2 separate regions of the Mus musculus genome follow, and region 2 is linked to region 1. A link is a loop called in an ENCODE intact Hi-C map of the cell type or tissue named here. Cell type or tissue: gastrocnemius. All regions are shown on one strand. Links, peaks and the distances in the headings refer to the core of each region. The heading gives the core; the rest is flanking DNA.

Evidence for each region. Peaks named below come from ENCODE experiments on the same cell type or tissue, not always from the same donor. Only the 100,000 strongest peaks of a DNase experiment are listed, where the experiment ranks them.
Region 2: a loop joins it to region 1, with 4 times the contacts of the local background. A loop is called at or near these places in 11 of 42 quality-filtered maps.

Annotation. Positions count from the first base shown.
Region 1 is chr2:3,766,799-3,772,074 of GRCm38, reverse strand. All of the region lies in intron 1 of Fam107b (family with sequence similarity 107, member B), which reads right to left. Among named protein-coding and RNA genes, the nearest start is that of Gm36031, 38 kb to the left of the region's middle. In gastrocnemius, for the core only: a CTCF peak has its summit at 2,602 (motif pointing right); a DNase peak (open chromatin) is centred at 2,609.
Region 2 is chr2:3,626,875-3,632,150 of GRCm38, reverse strand. The region is part of intron 1 of LOC108168726; the gene reads right to left. Among named protein-coding and RNA genes, the nearest start is that of Fam107b, 84 kb to the left of the region's middle. In gastrocnemius, for the core only: no CTCF peak of the experiment used is centred there; a DNase peak (open chromatin) is centred at 2,231.

The sequences.
Region 1 (5,276 bases), core at 749-4,748:
CTGAAGCAAGAGGACCAGGGCTGACCCCATGGCAGAAGACAGGCAAAGGTTGGTGCCAGTAATTGCCATGATTACCATGCGTACCAAGATCATTCTTAGTGCTGACCCCATCCATCCCTGCTCCCTGTGCTCAGAACAAAGCAGATGAAGATGCCATGATAATTAACAGGAGATTCCTACTTGCCTGTCCTGGTTCAGAGACTTTGATTTTCAAACTCAAAATCAGATAAGGGCCTGACTATACCAGAGTACTGCAACCTTGCTTTCTCTGTAAGTCCACAATTCCGATTGCTAACTACGGCTACCTCCTCACTTAGTAGGCGATACAGTGGGTCAGAGAGCAGGGGACTGTGTGGGAGGAAGAGTCACACCTGAAACATTCATGCCTAGCACTGCACTGCCACCTCCCTGGTATTGACACCACAAGATAAACCGGGATACGGGGTGACTGTAGGTTTCTGTCCATTCTCTGCAAGGGGGAGGACCACCTCTGCCCCAGTTCTAATCCCAGCCACTTCAGATAAGTAGAAGATGTTGAATTACTATTGACGGCATGAAACCTGCCTTCAGAAGAATGAGAAGAGTTTCTCTGTGCACAAGCTCTTAGTCCAATGCTAGCTCCTACCTTTAACTTCTGCCCACGGAGGCCACCCAGCAGACAGTTATGGGGAGGAGTGGGGCTACGTGGATGTTGAGGGAAGAGAGAGAGCAGGGCATCTATCCACAGACTCCAGAGTAGACACCGGAGAGAAGCAACCATGTCAGCATGAAGCCCTGAACTGTCACTAACAGTTCATCAAAGCCAAATCTAGGCAAACTGACAGCCAACAACTATCAATCAGTGCCTTGGGAACGGCACGTGCAGATGCAGGGTCCCAACTGATTCCAGCAACAACCATAGGAATAAAAGACTCAGACTCTACACCAACACTCAGAGAAACAAGATTATACCATGCTGGTACTTATACTGCTAGTGCCATAGTGCTAAAACCAAATTGCCGTCCACTAATCCCCAAACCCAGGTTTGCCAAACTGCAATGCCCACCTTTTTCTTTTTTACATCAAGTGTTGTAAAAAAAATTTTTTAATTAACATGAAAATAAAGCTACTAAATGTCTAAAGACCAAGTCAATTAAAATATAAAAGCAGCTATAACTGCATCATAATTAAATATTTGAGGCAACACTGTATAATATGAAGGCTCAGAGCTACCAAATGAGGAAAACATAACAGAGAACCCACACATTCCCAAAACACTGTGGACATTTTAACTGAGAACTCCTGCAGCCTTAATCAGAGAGAGAAATACAAACCTTGCACATAGTGAGTAAGGGAGCCCATCACAGCCAGCCTGACTTCAGCTCCACTGCTCCCTGGCTAAAGGGGCTGTGCTGTCTGCTTGAAATCTCAAATGCACAAGGCACCGCTCTACAGCCTAACCTGTCTAAAAGAGCCCAGAGCAGATTCACTCTGGTTAATCAGTAGACAAAGTATGCTGCCTGCTTCCATAAAAGGACCTGCTTCTCTATCCTAAGCCATGACATCTTTTCAGAGCAGGAGGGACTCCAAAGGTCAAAGTTTCAGGGAGGAGGCAGGCAGGGAAAGAATGGGGTAGCTGTCAGCAACAGGGGAGAGGAGCCGTAGGCCAGGATGCTGGGGCACAAGTGGGTGATTTCTCTTTTAGAGTTTCTAGGACCTCTCCCCCACAGTAACAGTCGGTGAGAAGCACCCAAGTGGGGGTCTCCTACCAGACAAGACCCTGGGCAGGACCCAGGGTGAACCTGCATGAGTTCTGATCTAAGCACAGGGCCAGCACTGTCTTCATTTTCTCTGTCTTGGAGTCAGAGGGTGGGCACAAGAGCCCCGCAGCCCAAGTCCCATGCGCAGGCTCAGAGTCTTCTGCAGGCCAAGCAGAAGGTGTGTGCAATACAGCTCCTCCAGACTACAGCAAAGGGGTCTGGAAAGGGAAGTAGTGTCTCCCTGTGTCCTGGATGGCTTTACCACAGAGCGGCTGGGACAGGAGCTGGGAGCTACATAGGGGCACTTCTCCTTGGCTTTTCACTCTGCACCCACAACAAAAGCAAAGAAGTAGCCATCTCTGTGACGTTCTTACCTGATGCTCTTTCCTGTCAGCCATCCTGTCCGTGGTTACTGAAGCCTGACAACAGAATTCTGATCATGTGGGGACGTGTCCTCACAAAGCCCACGCTCTGACTGAACTGGCATAAATACTATGTACCGCACCTTCCCTCTCCTTGGCCCTTCCTCCACCTGCAGGCCCTCGCCATTGCTGCTGCTCCTAGCAGGCATGATGCTCCTTTCTAATCCACCTTACACCAAGCCGAATCAGATACAGATACGTGGCCAAGTCTTTCAGGAAGATTTTCCTAACATCCTGACTGTAATTAAACTCTGGCCTCCGACAACTACGGAATCACCTCCTCTCTTTAGTCTGCACTGAAATCTACACGAAACATTCCATCCCTTTATTGCAAAGACTGGTTTCCTCCTCTTCTTCAGCCACCTAGGATTCTATGGAGGTTCTATGGAGAGTATTTAAAAGAAGTAACCAAGTCAGGGGTTAGCGGTTAGCTGCCAGAAGAGGGCGCTCCTGAGCCACATGACTTCCTTGGCCTTTGGAAATACGCTCAGGGAGGCAAGGTGGGGTTCTTCACTGAGCATTAAGCAACCAAGAAGGCTGAGAATAAAGATGTGATAGAAAAGTCTAGGAGTAAGGGGGGGAGTCTAGAAGTAAGTATCCTTACATGAGGGATTTCTTCTTGACATTAACACAAGATATTCTCATCATATTGATGTTACTGACCAAGTAACTGGACCATAAAGTAAGTTTTTTTTTTTTTTTTTTATGGAGTTGTTTGCATTTATTTACTTTCTTCCTTTAAACATGGAATATGCTCAATTGTGTACAGACTTCTTCATGCCCTCACAAAAGGAATCTACAATGTGGATTCTCTCTTCTCTTATCGGCTGTACAATTTCATCTTAAATAAACGTAACAATTTATGTATGATTTTTCATGAAAAGAAATATAATTACATATTTAAAAAACAATACCCCAACTCAGTGTATTGCTTTATTGATAATACAGCTACTTTAGACTTAATAGTCAGTTCTTCACATCCTAATACATTTATAAAAGTAACTATGGTTCAGTCCCTGACTACAGAATGTGAAGTGACCAAGCCCTGACCGCTTCAAAGAGCCCTTTAATCATCTTTGACTCTTCCTTTGAAACATGAAAATGAAAGGATATTAAGTATATTTTATCCAATGTGAAAGTAATAGGTCTCTAGGAAATTATTTTGCTGTCTTACAGAGTCTTATTGAGATCAAAAACAGCATCATGGCTGCCATGGAACAAGTATCAGATTTATACATTTTAAATCTGTTTGTTTGTTTGTTTGTGTTTTGAGAGTCTTGCAATCTAGCCATGTCTGGCTTAGAACTTTCTATGTAGATCTGGCTGGCTTTAAGCTTACAATGACCCTTCTTCCTCTACCTCTTTAAAGTGATCAAATAGACAACTTTATTTTATTTTTTAACATAGTCAGTATTCTAGAAATTTCCACATATTTTAGAGGAAAGCTATCTAGACTAGCACAATGATTTAGACCAGATAAAAATATAAAGTATACAACTGACTATTACCAACTCTCAGTGGCAGGAAGTACAACCAAGAATAGAATCTCAACAATGAAACAATAAAAAAGCTTAAACTTCTAAAGTTACATTTAGTTGATGAAAAATAAGTTATCTGTAATTGATTAGAAATTGGCACAATTCTGTTACATAAGACTGCAATAATTTATCACTGTGTTTAGTATGTCTTTCTCTCTGGAAATATTGGCAGTCACACTCTTAAGCCCCCTCTAGGTTTTATTTTTATGGCACATTAGTGGTGGGCTCGTGTGTAACCTGAGACGTGGATTGATTTCCCTTTACATGAAAACATCTGCTTAGGTGAAGCTCCTTAATTCGCCCTCAGTCAATTATAAATTATTAAGTTAATCTTATTTGAAATGAGAATATGAAATACCTCAGCAGCCAATATTTATTGACTAATGTGAAACCTTTATATATTTCTTTGCTGTCTTGGAGAAAAGAAAACAGATAAATTATTTCTGATCTATCAGGGAACAAATGCAATCCAAATCACCTTAAACTTTAGACCAGTATTTGAATTTTAAGTAAGTGATGATTTGCATATGAAATAATGGTTTAACGATCTTTCATAAAGTAAGTTTTTTATGTATGTTGCTGCTGCTGCTGTTTGGTTTTTATCAAGTATCAGTCAAGGGAAGAAAAATCAGTGCTGGCTTAATTAAAGAAAGACAACTGAGTGGTTAGACAAGCCGTAACTTCCATGACTTCAGTTCCCCAGCTGTCTTTGAAAATGAATGAAATAATGTGGCAGCAATGTGCTATTACCCAGGATATGAGTGAGTACTTGAGTAGGCGGTGTTGCTAGCCAAGCTATAGCCGACACCATTACATATTTTATCTAGAGATATCTATCTTCTTTGGGTCATATTTTCTTCTAATCATGAATTCAAATGAATAATACAGTTTCCTCATTAGTAACAGTAAGTAAGTACATGTGGATGCATAGTGTGTTGTATATGAGTGTGTGTGTGTGTGTGTGTGTGTCTGTGTGTGTGTGTGTGTGTGTGTGTGTGTGTGTGTGTGTGTGTGTGTGAGATTTAGGTGTGGAGGGCAGAGGATAAATCCAACAGTCATTCCTCAGGGGCTTTTACCTTGTTTTTTGATACAGGGCCTCTCGTGAGCTCACAGAACTCCACACTGCCACCACCACCACCATCACCACCATCACCACCACCACCACCACCACCACCACCACCACCACCACCACCACCGCCGCGCCGCCAGTGCCGCCGCCCCATCTCTGCCTCCCCAGTGCTGTAGTTGCCTGTGCACTCCAACGTGCCCAACGCTTTCTATGGACGCTGGGATCATACTCGGTCCTCACGCTTAACAATAAGCATCTTTAACTATTAAGTGCTCTCCCCAGCCCAGCATCCCACAGTTCTACCAGCAAAGCTACAAACACAGACCCTTATGGCAGAGTTAAAAAGGCCTGCCTACCACATTACCGAGGTAATACACTGCATTCTAATGGCCACAGACAGTGCTTTTCTGAGTTAGATAATGATTCCCAATGTAAACCTTCCCCACCAAGCCAAGAGAACACACACTTATTGTGGCTGAGCTGCACCATCAGGCTATTATTCTTGGTC
Region 2 (5,276 bases), core at 693-4,692, 140 kb after region 1:
AAAATGAATGAACCCTAAAGATATAACACTAAGAGAAATCAAACATAACAAAGATAAATGCTGTACAGCTCTAGTCATGTGTGATACTTATATACAGACAGACAGACAGACAGAAAGTACAGAGGACCTAAGCCAGGGCTGGAGTAGACTGATTCACGGGAATAATTTAAGCTTTGAATTGAAAGAAGTTCTAGAGATGGGTAGTAGATATGATTGGAGTTACTGAACTACACCATTAAAAATGGCTAAAACATTTTATATTATGTATACACACATGGCTTGTGCATACACACACACACACACACACACACACACACACACACACACAAAGAGTTTGGTTCTCATTCACTCAGGGTCCCCCTCTCAAGTGATGCCGTAGGCTGCCATAACCACCTTTGACCTACTGTTCCATCAGGACATTCTCCTCAAGGACATAGAGAAGGACTTCCTCTACTCCTCTGCACTCAGACAGTATGTGTGTCCACATACCTGCCAAGAAGCTCTAGCTGGAACTGTGTCACCAGGATCAAAGGAATAATTATCCCCTGAAGGATGTCAAGAGACTGCAGAGGGGAAGCCCTTCCTGCAGAGAAGGAGGCTCTCCTCCTACAGCCGCGAGCTCAGCTCCAGGCATCTATTGACATTCAAGGATGCTGGTCTCATGGAGGACTAACCCTCTAGTGCCTTCAGAGGACTGTGGCAGCTAGGAGAAACTAATGGACCACTTTAGCACCTTAGCTGGGCAGTCCCCAGTGCTTTCTCTCCTTTTCTGTCTCATTCTTCAGTCTATTAAAAAAAAATCTCTTTTGCTGCTTCAGCCACAAGCATGGCTCTCACCCCTTACATCATCATATTGGTGAGATATGCAGACATTGTGAAATTTTATTTCAAAATACCTTTTAATAAGAAGTCATGAATCTCTTAGTGAGTCCCAGCATCTAGGGGCAAGCTCAAATTCATGAATAAAAATGTGCAAATCCAGACCTGGCTGTTGAAGGCACAGCATCCGTTAATAGTGACAAATGGCACAGCCTTTAGCTCCCAGTTACTGACAAGCCAGCCACCCTCGAACAGTCCCAATGCTGGCAGTTGCTCTAGCGTCTGCCCAGTCTCTTACTTTTAGGAAGTGTGAACCCCAGATCAACTTGACCATTTCCCTTTCGCTTGACTCCATGTGCATCTCAGACACACATCAGCCATGAAGACATGTCGGGGTGCTTCCCATTTATGACCAATGGTGTCAACATGCCCTGGGGAGCAGGCTTTGAGACCATTGGCAAGTAAAAGACACATTTAAACATTAGCTACCAGCCCTAGCAGTACATTTGATGAAAAAAATGAATTAATAAATTGGATTCTACTAAATTTTTCTTACTGTGTGTCCATGTCCATGTGGATTTGTGTGTGCCTGTGCCGGAGATTGGTATCAGAGGACTTCTTCAGTCACTCCTTCACTTAGGTTTTTGATACAGGATCTCACTGAACCTGGAGCCAAATGATTGAGTGGGTCTGTCTGGCCAGTGAGCCCCAGGAGATTGTCCTGTCTCCTTCCCCAGCCCTGGGGTTACAGACAAATGCTGGTGGTTTACCTGGGTATTTTATAAAGGTGACAGGAATAGAATCCCATTCTCCTTGCTTGTGCAGCAAGTACTTTGCCACCTGAGCCACCTCCCAGGCCCTAAAGTTAAAATTTTCTAACCTGTGAAAGACCCTGTTAAGAAGACGACAAGCCACAGACTGGAGGAAAATTTGCAAAACACACAGCAGGTAAAATTCTGGTGCTCAATATACATTTAAAAAAACTCTTAAAATATAACACCAATAAACACACTATTCAAAAATGGGCAGAAGACAGCGAGGCATGGTGGCGCACACCTTTAATCCCAGCACTCAGGAGGCAGAGGCAGGCAGATTTCTGAGTTAGAGGCCTGCCTGGTCTACAAAGTGAGTTCCAGGACAGCCAGCGCTACAGAGAAACCCTGTCTCAAACAAACAAACAAACAAACAAACAAACAAACAAACAAAAAATGGGCAGAAGACCTGAACAGACACTATGTCAAATAAAAAATCCAGGTAACGACCATGCAAATGGTCACTGGAGAATTGCAAATAAAACAACAATGAGATACTATGGAGGAGGGGGGCCTGGAGGGTTGGCTCGGTGGCGAGGAGCCCTAGCTCATCTTTCAGAGACCCAGAACCCACATTGGGCAAGTCACACCAGCCTGTAACTGTAACTCAATGCCCTCTGCTGGCCGATATGGGCACTGCACTGTCATACACAGATACCTACACACACACACACACACACACACACACACACACACGAGAGAGAGAAAGAGAGAGAGAGAGAGAGAGAGAGAGAGAGAGAGAGAGAGAGAGAGTTTGTTGTGTATTTTTTTAAAAACATAACACTTTAAACCTGTTAGAAGGGTTATAATCCCCCACACTGACAACACCGAGTGTTAGCAAAAACAAGAACAAGAAGAACTTTGAGTACTATTGGGAATGCAAAATGGTACAGCCACTTAACAAGACAGTTTGGCTGTTTCTTACAAAATCTACATAATCCTACAAAATCACATTTCATGTGATCCATCAACCTCACTCCTCAGTGTGCACCAAAAACAAGTGGTACCACGTCCTCACAAAACTCTGCCCATGGAGGAGACTTTACTCATAATTGCTAGACATTAGAGCCACCTAGATGGCCTTCAAAGGAAGAGTGGATAGCTTGTGGTTTCGTCACACAACGAATTATCATTTGGGAATTTAAAGTCATGAGAAAACAATGGGAAAATGCCAGCTGTAGATCAATATGTAACAAAGCTGCATGCTGTATGCCCCTAACCACGGCCAAGAATCTCTGAATGACAGGATGCGTGCCGAGAAAGTGTCACTGGGTGATGTTGTCACTGGAGAGCTGTCACAGAGTGTGCTCACATAATCCTAGGGGGTGCAGCCTGTTATACATCTAGGCTACATGGGATGGCTTTTGTTCCCAAGCCACAAAGTTGTGCAGCAAGTGCCGGTGACTGGACATGATTGTACAATGGTGTTTTGTATCTAAGCATAAGAAAGGTACAGTACGCATATAGAATAGGGGCTGGAAAGCTCAGTGGTCCAGGGCACTGTCTACTGTTTCAGAGAACCTGGATTTGATCTAAAGCTTATGCATGCCATCTCACACCATCTGTAACTCCAGTCGCAGGGAGATCTGATGCCCTTTTGTGGGCACTGGGCACACATATGGTATACAGACATACATGCAGGCAAAACACTGATATATAAAATATTAAAAGAAAACAGTACATGAGATTTTGTAAATGGTAAACTTGCATAAAATTCTTCCCACAACTAGAGCTTAAATTGGTGATGGAATATGTCACCACACACTCATTACACACACTCACACAGGCAGACATATACACAAAAATAATTTCTGTGGTGAATGTGTAGGTGAATGGAGAGTGTGAAACCCTGGACCACTGCTGTATTCTGTAGACTGTTGACCAAATTCATAGAAATTTTTTTTCAGTAGTAAATGAACCTGAACTAAGTATAAGATTTCATGTCACATACTTTTAAATTTTTAATGTTAAATTTTTTTAAAATCTCATCTATAGGTACTGCCTTTTCACTCCTCCTCTCCCACCTCTAACTCCTTCCACTTGTGTACCTTCAATTTCACATTTTAACCCTTTTGTAATAACCATTTCAAATATATCTGTATATTTTGTTTTCATATTCTATCACCATATTATTCTGAAAGTGTTTTACTTTTTAATTAAAATACAATTAATCATTTTTCCTCTTTCTTTTGTTCCCTCTGGTTTCTCCCAAATACCTTTCTCCCTTACTCCCTCTTGAAATTATTACCTCTCTTTCTTGTTAATGTTTTACACACACACACATTGTCTATATATGTGAATATATATGCATATATACGTATATATATATAATCTTCAGTGCTTTCTAAGCACTAGGAACAGTGATTGTGTTGTAGACATGTCAAAAGATAGTGTTGCATCTGAGCGGGACTATTGGTTGCTTCCTTGCTTAGAAGCTTACATAGCACCTTCCAGAACTGTGAAAGCTAGTCTTTGGGGAGGTAGATTCTTTTTTAAAGTATGTTCAGGGCTAGAGAGATGGCTCATCAGTTAAGAGCACTGGCTGCTCTTCTAGCATCCACATGGCAGCTCACCTCTAGTTCCCAGGATCCTATGTTCTCTGTGGCAACAAGCATGCATGTGGTGTACTGGTTTACAGGTAGACAAAACCCCCAATGCACATTTTTAAAAATTACAACAACAAATACGAATAGTTTTCTAGTTTTTAAGCCTTTTAAAATAAAATCTCTCTCTCTCTCTCTCTCTCTCTCTCTCTCTCTCTCACACACACACACACACACACACACACACACACACACACACACACACGACAGCATGTATCTCTCTTCTTCCTTCACAGTACACTGAGAGATCCTCAAGGATAATGAAACTCATCTCTGAGGTGACAAGGTCTTTTCCTAGCTCCCTCCAGAGTTTGTGCTTGGAGCGCTATTGAAGAATTATCATTCTGTTCAGAGATATGCCTGCAGTGGATTACTTTGCTATTTTCTGGTTTTTGTGGTTGAACTGTTTATAAGCAGACAGAGGACCATAAACATTCGATAAACACTCTTCTCAATAAGTAAAACCTTTCTGGATTGAGATGAATGTTTTCAAACTGTGTTTTAAGATTTCTTTATACTTATTTTATGTGTACAGGTGTTTTACATGACATGGGCATGTAGTGCTGAGGAGGCGAGAGGAGGGCAGAGATGCACTAGAACCAGGGTTATGGGTGTCTGTGGGCTACTGCATGAGTGCTAGGAAATGAACTCTGGCCCTCTGCAAGAGAAGCACATGGGCCATTAGCTTCTGAGCCATCTCTTTAGCCTCCCCATCTTCAAACTTTGTAAAGTATTTGAGGTCTTTAAAAATCAGCTAAGCCCTTCACTGTGGGTTTTCTTGGAAGCTCTTTTTCTTCTCCCTCAAATCTCACTTTTCCCTTGCTTTACTACACAGTTACAGTTCTAACAATGTCAGTCAGTCATCCAAAATCACCTCTCAGGGCTCCTCAATGTCATCCTGTCCACTAAAATTGCTCATCATCTCAGCCACAGCTCTGTTGAGTTTTGCAAATGTGTCTTCATCAAGTAATTCTTGAATGCCTCCTCAAGATGCCTCTCACATACTCCCTGATGACATTACCTCAATCCCAGGCAAGGCACT